Regions from separate parts of the Mus musculus genome. Here region 1 is linked to region 2. Evidence: chromatin contacts called from ENCODE Hi-C or POLR2A ChIA-PET data. All regions are on one chromosome and are shown on one strand. Each heading gives the region's core, a stretch centred on a gene start or an enhancer-like site at or near the end of the contact. The rest is flanking DNA. Distances are from core to core; before and after follow the strand shown. Region 1 holds the start of Pcyt1b (phosphate cytidylyltransferase 1, choline, beta isoform). Region 2 holds the start of Pola1 (polymerase (DNA directed), alpha 1).

Evidence for each region. A loop is a pair of places that touch in the nucleus more often than their neighbours do. ChIA-PET counts read pairs that join two places held with the same protein, here RNA polymerase II (POLR2A).
Region 1: a map of left cerebral cortex shows a loop between it and region 2 (2.4-fold over the local background). The contact joins the promoter of Pcyt1b here to the promoter of Pola1 in region 2. A Hi-C loop is called at or near these places in 2 of 37 maps with a recorded cell type or tissue (both left cerebral cortex). POLR2A ChIA-PET finds 5 or more read pairs at or near these places in 2 of 5 experiments (both embryonic stem cell).

Annotation. Positions count from the first base shown.
Region 1 is chrX:93,673,675-93,678,523 of GRCm38, forward strand. Pcyt1b (phosphate cytidylyltransferase 1, choline, beta isoform) reads left to right here and starts at 1,438. Exons shown (of 8, transcript NM_211138.1): 1 at 1,438-1,802. The coding sequence starts at 1,686.
Region 2 is chrX:93,628,436-93,633,606 of GRCm38, forward strand. It overlaps Pola1 (polymerase (DNA directed), alpha 1), which reads right to left and starts at 3,720. Exons shown (of 37, transcript NM_008892.2): 1 at 3,634-3,720. The coding sequence starts at 3,676.

The DNA.
Region 1 (4,849 bases), core at 188-2,687, 43 kb after region 2:
TGCCTCCCGAGTGCTGGGATCAAAGGCGTGTGCCACCACGCCCGGCTAAGACTGGTATTTTTATTCCATCCTGTGAACCACTGTTTCTCAAGTTATGGTCCCCATACCTGCAGCATTAGAATTACCAAGAAGCTCACTAAAAATGCAAATGCAAGCCCCACCTCAAACCTGCAAAATTTGATTTTTGGATCTGTCATGGGACCTATAGTTTTCACTCCTAAGACATTGCTGGCTGGTGATTCTGTTGTTGTCCACTGCTGGTCTGTGGCCACACTTGGATAGAAACCGTAGTTAGAAACACAAAATGAAAGCTTTGGAAGCATAAGGATTTATTCGGCTTGAATGGATTCTTCCTTAGTTCCTTTTGTGCTACACTTGCTGTATCCCTCCCTGCTCCTCCTCCCTCTTCTTCAAATGCCAGCTCCATTGCTTATGAACTTTGAGACCCTACGCAATTACTCTAAGTTGCAATTTCCTTACTTAGAACGTGGGGATAATAATAGGATCTGCTTTGGGTTCTTATGAAGATTAAGGAAGATCTAAGTAAAGTACTTGGCACTGCACCTGTGCTTAACAAATACTAGTGATTTTATTTCTTACTAATATTAGACATGGCATTTCACTAGAACAAACACTTTTGCAAGTTCTTTCCTTGGAATGTGTGTCTTCAGACTCCTCTTACACTGATGTTTTAGGATAATGTAAACACTAAGGCACATCACTGTGGTTTTTTTTCCCTCAGATTTCCATGAGCACTTGGATAGGAGTCTAGGCCCTATACTATAGGATATAGGGATGTTAGATAAGTGTACTGTGGAACAGATGACAGTAAGACTAATGGGGAAAGGCTGGCTGAGGAAGAGAGGGCAGTTAGACCTGGGAGGCAGGCTGTCAAAGACAACCTACCTCCTTTAAACTTCCTCCTGGAGCAGCCCCAGGGATAGACAGAGTTACAACAGGCCTTAGGCATCTGTCAGTGTTCCTGTCTTATGCAGTCCAGAAGATGAACACTCGGATGCCCACAGTGAGTTGCCGGACAAGCCCTCAGAAGCCAGTGGGCAATTGACCTAGTGGTTTGGGGCTTTAAAGTGGCTCTGCCTTCAGAACGATTCCTATTTAGCAAATGTTCTGACTACAACTGCATTAAATGCTCATGCCAGGGAATGGTCCTTTATGCTCTTTTGCGACGCGTCTGGGGCACCTCAGGAAACAGCTTTATCTTATCTAAGAAGTGCAGGGAGTCCTTACCAGGCACTGACAGAGACCTTCACAAGTGAATTAAATGCAAAAAACAAAAGCAGCAAGTTCAGGCCCGGTGGGTAAGGCAGGCCAGCCAATGGGCCCCGGCCGCTCCCAGGTGGAGTGGTACTATGATGACAGTAACCAACCAGCGTGCTCCATGCAAATGAGGATACTGTATCCGCACCAGACGCTCCCGTGCTGTCTGGTTGTTATAGTGATAAACTGAGGCCCTGCCTCTGGGCTTCTCCGAGAAAGAAAAGGGTGGTGTGTGCGTTGGGGGTGGGGGTGGGGGTAACCTCTTTACTTCCCCCCAGGGAAGACAAAAAAGAAGGGAAGAAGAAGGGGGATGGGTAGGGAAGAGAAAAATACGTGACAAAGAAAACATTCTTTGCCTGGGAGGAGACTCCCAGAGGGTGTAGAGCTGGAGGGAGCATTCACTGGCCATGCCAGTACTTACCACTGATGCTGAGTCAGAAACAGGTATCCCAAAATCCCTTTCCAATGAGCCTCCCTCAGAAACCATGGAGGAAATAGAGCACACATGCCCACAGCCTCGACTGGTAAGTAAAGACAAAGGATGGAAATGTATGCGTGGCTATGGCACAAAAGAGTTCCTTCTGTGCCCGCAGCCAGCGAGGAAAAAAAAAATGCTTACAGGATTTTCATGTAAATGAGAATGGAGCTGCAGCCTAATCCTTCTCAGCTGTTTATACTTAGCTCCTATACCGGACACTGTTCTCAGCTTACAAAGCATTATTGTATTGGCTGGGTAGGAAACGGGCTGCTGGGGATATGTTGTGCTTTTTTGTGCTTTGGGAGAAGAAAGAATGACCTCCCCCCCCCCTCCCTTTTAGGTGCATTGTCACAGTTTTAAAATGGTTTTCTTCTTCACAAACCTTGGACTGCTTCCCCGGTGAAGTTCTAAATTCTAGCTCAGGAACGATTTCTTTCTTTCTTTCGTTCTTTCTTTCTCTCTCTTTCTTTCATACCTAATGGCAAACGAAAACTATATGAAAACAAAACACCCTCATTCCTCTGATATATACCTTGAGGTTGCATGTAGAAAGAACGTGCGTTGAAAAGGAAGCGTGAACCTTTTTAGGACGATACTGAAGATTTCTAGTCAGGCAATGGCAACCTGGAGATGCTACGTTTATTTAGAATGGGGATGCATGCCTTTAAGAATGAAAGTACAGAAACAGGGCTAGAGCTTTCTTCTCTCTCAGTAACTGTGTCTCTATTGAGCAGCTTCTTTCACACTTGTTCTATTCTTTAGGTAAATGGGGAAGTTTCTTCTCAACCACTTCAGCAAACCTGGCCTCAAGGAATTAAAAAAAAAATAAAAAAGTCAAATAAATTGTAGGTTTCTTGAAGCTTGAAATCCTATACAACCTGGGGATACTGCTCTTTGAACCCCCAAATCCAAGACACAGACTAGAGTTATCCTTTCTTCAAGGATTTCTTCCAAGTTAAAACGTAAAGTGTTTTGATTGGCTGTGCAGTTTGACAGTAGGGAGACTTTTTTTTTTTTTAAAGAGGTTTGTTGTTGTTTTTGTTTTGGGGTTTTTTTTGGTGTAGAATTTTATATGAGCCCCCACATAATCTGGACTTACAGATTTCAATGCTAATCCACTATTGAACTGTTATTTCTTAATAAGGGTTTGAAGGCAGGCTTGGATCAACTTTCTGAAATCAGATAACCAGCGGGGAGTTATATTAGAGCAGTTTCTATGTTTTGAGGCATGTTTTTAGGGTATTTCAATATTAACTACTTCTTAGCCCATTAGCCAGTGACTGTGTGACATAAGTCATGTGGCCTCTGTGCACTTCTGTCATATAAATTTTTCTGATAAGTTGGTTATTTAAAAATTCCTCTGGGCCACTAAACAACTCATGGTTTAATAGTGGAAAAAACTGACCGCTAAAAGTGAATCACAAAATCTCCCAGAATATACATTTTAAATAAGTGCAATATACAAACTTGAAAACATACCCCTTTGGATAAAGAGTTTAGGCAGCAGAGAGAAAGGCAGTATCCAGCCCCAGTTTAATATATTTTCTTTCCCTCTCACCATTTAGCTGTTCCACTCCTTGCCTAGTTGGCCTGAGAGGGGTGTGCACAGGTAATCCCGGAAGGGACTAAGTTCAGTTCATTCTTTTGCTTTGAGCTTCTCTCAGGTAGTAACTGACCAGAGCCAAACCCAGCAGTGCCTCACCTTCTCCTTCCACACATGTGCAGAAATAAGGGATTGACAGAATTCCTTCAGAGAAACTAACTCCCTAAAGATCGCTTTGAAGGGCCACAGGTAGGCACTAAACTCAGAGGGGTATACCTGAAAAGTATGATCTCGTGCCTGTAGAATTTGTTCTTCAAGTGAGATGCAGTCTCTTCCTATCTTTTTGCGGGGCTGGGGCTACACAAGCACCACAGAGGTAAGAGAGGTGTGTTCCAAAATGGAATTGTTGAAATAATTGCTTTGATATACTTTGATAAAAGGTTTCTGTGGGCTGCTGAAATTGGCTATTTAAGTACCTGCTTAAACTAGATTTTGTGAAGCATCTTTTTTGTTAGGAGCAAACTTTCACTATGGAGTTGGTTATGCCCTACATTTTGATTGATTTCTCATAGCTAACTGGTCTTTGCCTGGGGTTTTGCTTCAGTAACTAAGGCACACAGTAATTACTTAATGATGTTTTTTGATGAAGAGAGGGAGTGGGACAGGAAAATGGGAACTTACCATTTTCTGGTTTGTTTTTGTTTTGTTTTGTTTTGTTTTTGGTTTCTTTTTTCTGTTGATCATGAAGCATTCCTAAGAATTCCATCATTCAAATGTTATAAAGTCTGTGTTTCCCTATTCACCCAAGCTAGTCATATGTGGGCCACTCATGTAACAGCCATCCACAGGCAACAGGGTATGAATATTAAGTTGCATAAGTAACTTTGTTTTTTGTTTTGTTTTGTTTGTGAAAGATTTGAGAGAAGTCAGTTTCGGAATGAAACTTCAATACGATACTCAGAATCCACCTCTGATGTCAGATCTTTTCTCCCAGTCATTGAAAGGGAGACTGGGATTTCCTTTGAATAAACAAGGCTTTATAGCAATCCATATTTTTCCTATGAATAAACAAGGCTTTATAGCAATCCATATTTTTCCTATGAATAAACAAGGCTTTATAGCAATCCATATTTTAGGTGCAAATTGATAATGCTGTTGAATTATATTCAATATATACTTCAGGTGAAAATTTTCTAAAGGGAAAACATGTAGTCTTTCCAGCTGCTTTAGTTGCATTGCAGAAAAATACAAAAGGAAAGGACTAAATAGAAAAAAATTAGTACTGCTGAAGAAATTATAAAAATAATCGCGGAAAATCATTTCACTTTTATGGAAGTCTATGTTTTGGGAGTATAATCTTCTTGCCCATATTACCAAGGTATCCAATTGGATATGTTTCTGAGAACTTTTCATTATTATGATATGTACTCTTGACTGGTTTTCTGTTACTTAATGTCTCCTGCTTAAATATGATGCAAGGTGATTCAGAAGCTTAGATTTGAAAAAGAAAAGCTGAGGGGTCTTGGGTGAGATGAAGTAACCACTCTCCT
Region 2 (5,171 bases), core at 2,470-4,969:
GAGGTCCTATTTTCTCTCTAGCTCTCTGGAAATGTAATCTCTGTAGCACCTCAGTTTACTTTTTACATTCACATTTGACATTAAAATACATTTCTCAGAAAGGCACTAATAGAAAATTAAAGAATGCAGATATTTGATGACAGTCACAAAATCCTGAGTGTCATTCAAATGATTTAAAAGATCTTCAGTCAGCCTACATGAAAATGGGCACAGTCCTTAAAAATAAATTCAGTGTATTCAAGACCTTGACAACCCCACAAATTCTCTAGATATTAAAATAGATTTACTCCACAAGCAACTGTACCACTACACAAAGTTTGAGATACAAATACAAATAAGACGGTTTTCTTGTCTCCAAGTTTATCACAGTCAAGTAACACAAAAGGACCTAAGGCTAGGATCAAAATATAAAAATGGTTCCATATAAGAAGTAAAAATGCAGTGCAAATGGAGAAAACCATTATTTTGTCCAGGAAACTGAAAAGGGTTTCACAGGAGATGTCTCCAAACAAGCCTAGAAAATGGAGAATCTCAACATCACAAAACAGGATAAAAAGTTGCAGAAACCAAGGAAGAGACCTAAGCCACATTACAAAGAAATAAAAATGCAAAATCTATCCGGAAACTTAGACAAAGCCAGTGTGGAAGCTCATTTCCTTGTAAGAATACACAGCAAGTAGGACAATCTAAAGTCTAGATTCTAGACATTATGGAACAGATGCCCAATTTGGCCATTTTTAGTGGGTGACATGAGACTACCAGTCAGCTACCTTGTTTTATTTTAATTTTTTTTCTGAGACAGGTAACTAGGCTATCATTAAATTATAATCGTCCAACCCCAGCCTTCAACATGGTAGGACTGTAGGTATGTGCCTCAATGACAGGTTCACCTTGTTAAGTTGCCCAGTATTTGAAACAGAAATTCTTTCAGAGCCCATTTGACCTGCTACAGTGGGTGTTTCTGCAACTGAGTCTTTCTTCACAGATACTTTGTAGCTAGGCTATGAGCATGCAAAATAGTCTCTACCAATGACAAACAGGGGCTCAGATTTTAAATTGGAGACTAATGTTCCAAGGGAGTAGACCAGACCAGTACTAAGAAAGTTTGTGTTTAAAAAAAAAAAAAAAAGGCAACTGTTACAGAACTTTTTTTTGGGGGGGGAGGGGGTTGAGACAGGGTTTCTCTGCATAGCCATGGCTGTCCTGGAACTCACTTTGTAGACCAGGCTGGCCTTGAACTCAGAAATCCACCTGCCTCTGCCTCCCGAGTGCTGGGATTAAAGGCATGCGCCACCATGCCCGGCTGAGTCCAATAAATATATCTTAAGGTATAAGCTGTAACATCTGAATATTTTGCCATAGGTGACAATGACCTCTCTGGCTCAGTTCTCTGGCACAGCAGAAATCACCATTTCTGGCTAAGCAGCCCCCAGAGTGGCTTCCCAGTCCTACAGGATCTCTGCAAACTGCATAGTACCCTAATCAATTTCTTTTGTTTAAAGCAACTAGAGTTGGTTCCAGTAGTTGTAGTGGTTCCTGACTGAGCCTCTGAATGCCTTTTTTTGGTCATTAAATTCCCAATCTCTTTTCATACACTACTTGTAAGAGCTACTTATAGACCTTTTAAGACCCTTTTACACTCATGAAAAGGAGAAAATACATCTTCCCCATTAAGAATTAAATAAGAATGGCTATCTTATTATGTACTTAGCAATACAAGAGAAATTGGGTGTGCATGTGTGACTACAACTGTATGGGAAATGCATGTGCATGCATGTGCACGTGTGTGTGCACACACATGTGTGAGTTGTGTAAGGTTGTAGGATAATCAAACATATGCACATGCATACATTCCACACATGGCACCTAGTCAACACTTTGGTCTAGCTTCAGAAAGCAAAACTAAAGCAATTTCCTCAGGGAAGATTCCATGTGGTACTATATATGACTGTTTACTTTCTCCACTCATGAAGACAGAAGCCACACCATTCTACCCAGCATGCTAATGCCAGAGCCTGGCAGAATGCCTATGCCTTGTACTTGCATAATAAATGTTTGCTGAACAAACCAATATACCAGATTTTTTTATCATTAAAGCCTCCAATGACTTTCTATACACAATGGCAGCTAATTACACGCCTTGCTACATTTTGCTGACACTGTCCAGGTGTCCCACCTTCCAACATAAAAAGCCTGGAATTTTTTTTTAAAGCAATGTCTTTAACGCTGTGTGAATTAGCAAAAAAAAAAAAAAAAAAACAAAACAAAACAAAAAAAACAAACAAAAACAAACAACAACAAAAAAAAAAACACCACACACACACAGACACAAGACAATGGGGGAAAACACAAAGATTGAAATAATGTTTTCAAATCACCACTTGGGAGTACTTCTACCCTCCCCCAAAGCAGGCAGGGACAGTAACCTGAAGCGGTCTTCCACATAACAATCTTTTGGCATGCTTTAAAGAAAAATTCCAGTCACAAGTCCCCAGAAAATACTTAATCAACACTGTGACTTAAGAGGGGTCTCAAGATTGCACAGTATCCTCCAAAGAGTGATTTCTTGATGTGCACAGATGGCGTACAGTTTTTTAGGGTGAAAAAAGGACTTAGAAGCAAATGACTGATAGAGGCTGCAGACTGTTCATGTACTTACATCCCACAGCCCATTTGTAATCCAAGCTAGTCAACTCTCCAAAATAATTTGTCTGAGAGAGGAGAGAGAGAGAGAGAGAGAGAGAGAGAGAGAGAAACCTGTGATTTTAAAACTAGCTGAATGCAAAAGAAACTGATTACGAAGCAAGATCTCATTAATGGCAATGCACAGTGAATGGCAGGACATGTGACACTTGGTTAAGAAAGTATCTGATTTTAAGTTAGAACTGAAGTTAAGTCATACTTTAGCTGAACACCGTTTAAAATCAGAATCAGACAAGGCCATCTGCATTTTTGAACTCTACTTCTGGAAATAAAAAATTACTACTCACAAAATGCCTGATATATAGGGCATCCGAAATGCTACTCAACTGATACTTTTTTTCAAACCTCACCCAAAATGACTAGACCTGAACAGTATTTCTATGTAGCACTTGAAGAACTTCCCGTAGAACCTAAAAAAATCTTAACGAAATGCATCTATATCTGGTGACAGCACTTCCATCTCTCACTTCAATGACAATGCTAACAATTTTCCTGGGACTTCCTAGAAACGGAGGCACAGGCATGCTCCAAACCCTCAAACCGAGACCTGCCAAGGGAGCATAGAAACAGTTTCAGGCAGGAGAGAGCAATCCCTGCCGAGGCAGGTTGCCATGGAAGTTGTAACCCACACGTGCTTGCGACTCATCAAAGAAAATGAAAAGAGCCAACGACTGTGAAGCCTGTCATAAGAGAAAGAAACCGCTCAAGCCAAAATACCTTCAGCAAGTGACCCCATCAGGAAGCCCCGTCCCACACCCCTAGGGTCTCCGCCCAGAATGATTAAGGTTGGCGGTCAAACAGACCTAAGGGGCGGTCTAGGAGCGCGCCACCTTCTTAAGGATAAAAAGCAGAGACCTTCCGCTCCCCCTCGATCATACCGCGACCCCCACATTCCCAACCACGTGCCCTAAGCATGGGATCCTCCCTCACCGCTTGCCTCCAGTTTACAGTCCTCTTCGTGCATGGGCGCCATGGTCCGATAGTCTCTCTATTCCGCGCCAACCAGCCTGAAACTGGCGCGGAGGCCAAGATAGGCGCCAGTACGAAAGCCAATCAGCGGCCTGGAAGACTGCGGACTTCCGCCCGGAAGGCCACTGACGTGCGGCGCTGAGCCGCGCCCCGCCCCCGGCCTTCCCGCGGGAGTGCATTTGGCGCCCTGTGATGACCCCTGAGCGAAAAGCGGGAACCTCGGCGAGGACCGGGGAGACCTGGAGAAGGAGGCGGTCGGGAGCTGAAAAGAAACCTCCTAAAGGCACTGCGCAAGCGCATGCACGCTATTTTAACAATCCGTAGGACGCATGGGAAAAGGGGTTCTCTGGTCACGAGAGATATTTTCTGGGAAAAGAAGTGCGGGCGGGTATAAATTGTCTCTCAATTGCTGCCCTCCATCTCTGCCCCCGGCCCCAAAAGAGTGACTTCTTCGACAAATACAATCTGATTCTTGCCCTGTACCTTGTCTCTCTGAGTGTTATCCACCAAAACGTATTTCCCTCAAGCACATAGCTGAAGTGACAGCCTCCAAATGTAACAATCTTACTTCATGACTCACTCCTGATGTGATACAATTGAAAAAGTAACAAAATAACTTGTGTGTTTTGGATTTGTTTTATTTGCTTAGTTCTTTTAAGACAGTTGTTGACAAAAAATAACACTCACCTCAAAGCGGGTGAGGGAGGTTAATCAGTAAACTTTACTCTTGGGAGGCTGAGACAAGAGGGTGGTAACTTTGAGCCCAAAATGAACTTCTAAGTTTGAAGCCAAAGAAGTTCATGCCTCAAAAAGAATGAGAGTTGGATAGACAGAAAGAGAAGCAAAGAAAAAAAAAAGAGGGAAAGTTTAATGAACAAACATCAAAAGGAAATGGTAAATGAATGTTGTCTTAGGCTTTTACTGCTGTGAACAGACACCATGACCAAGGCAAGTCTTACAAAGGACAATATTTAATTGGGGCTGCCTTGCAGGTTCAGAGGTTCAGTCCATTATCATCAAGACAGGAGCATGGCAGCATACAGGCAGGCACAGTACAAGAGGAGCTAAGAGTTCTACATCTTCATCTGAATGTTGTTAACAGAATACTAAGTTCCAAACAGCTAGGAGTAGGGTCTTAAAGCCTCACAGTGACACACCTACTCCAACAAGGCCACACCTCCCTAGGCTAAGCAGATACAAACCGTCACACATGTGTACATACCTAATTGCAAAAAATATATCAAATATTTAGGCCTATAAAACCCATTCCCAAAATGTGTCTTTTGCAAAGATGATTGACTTATAAATGTTTTCTGTTTATAATGCTCTTTTTAATATTGGGAGGATTTAAAGTTCAGGTGGAGTCAGGCTTGGGATTTGAATTATATAACTTTTATATAACTTTGGACTACTTTCAGAGACCTGAGTTTCTTCTTTTATAAGTTGCTTCTACTTATCTAAGGAATTATTGTGAAATTTAGTTGAAATAATATCTGTAC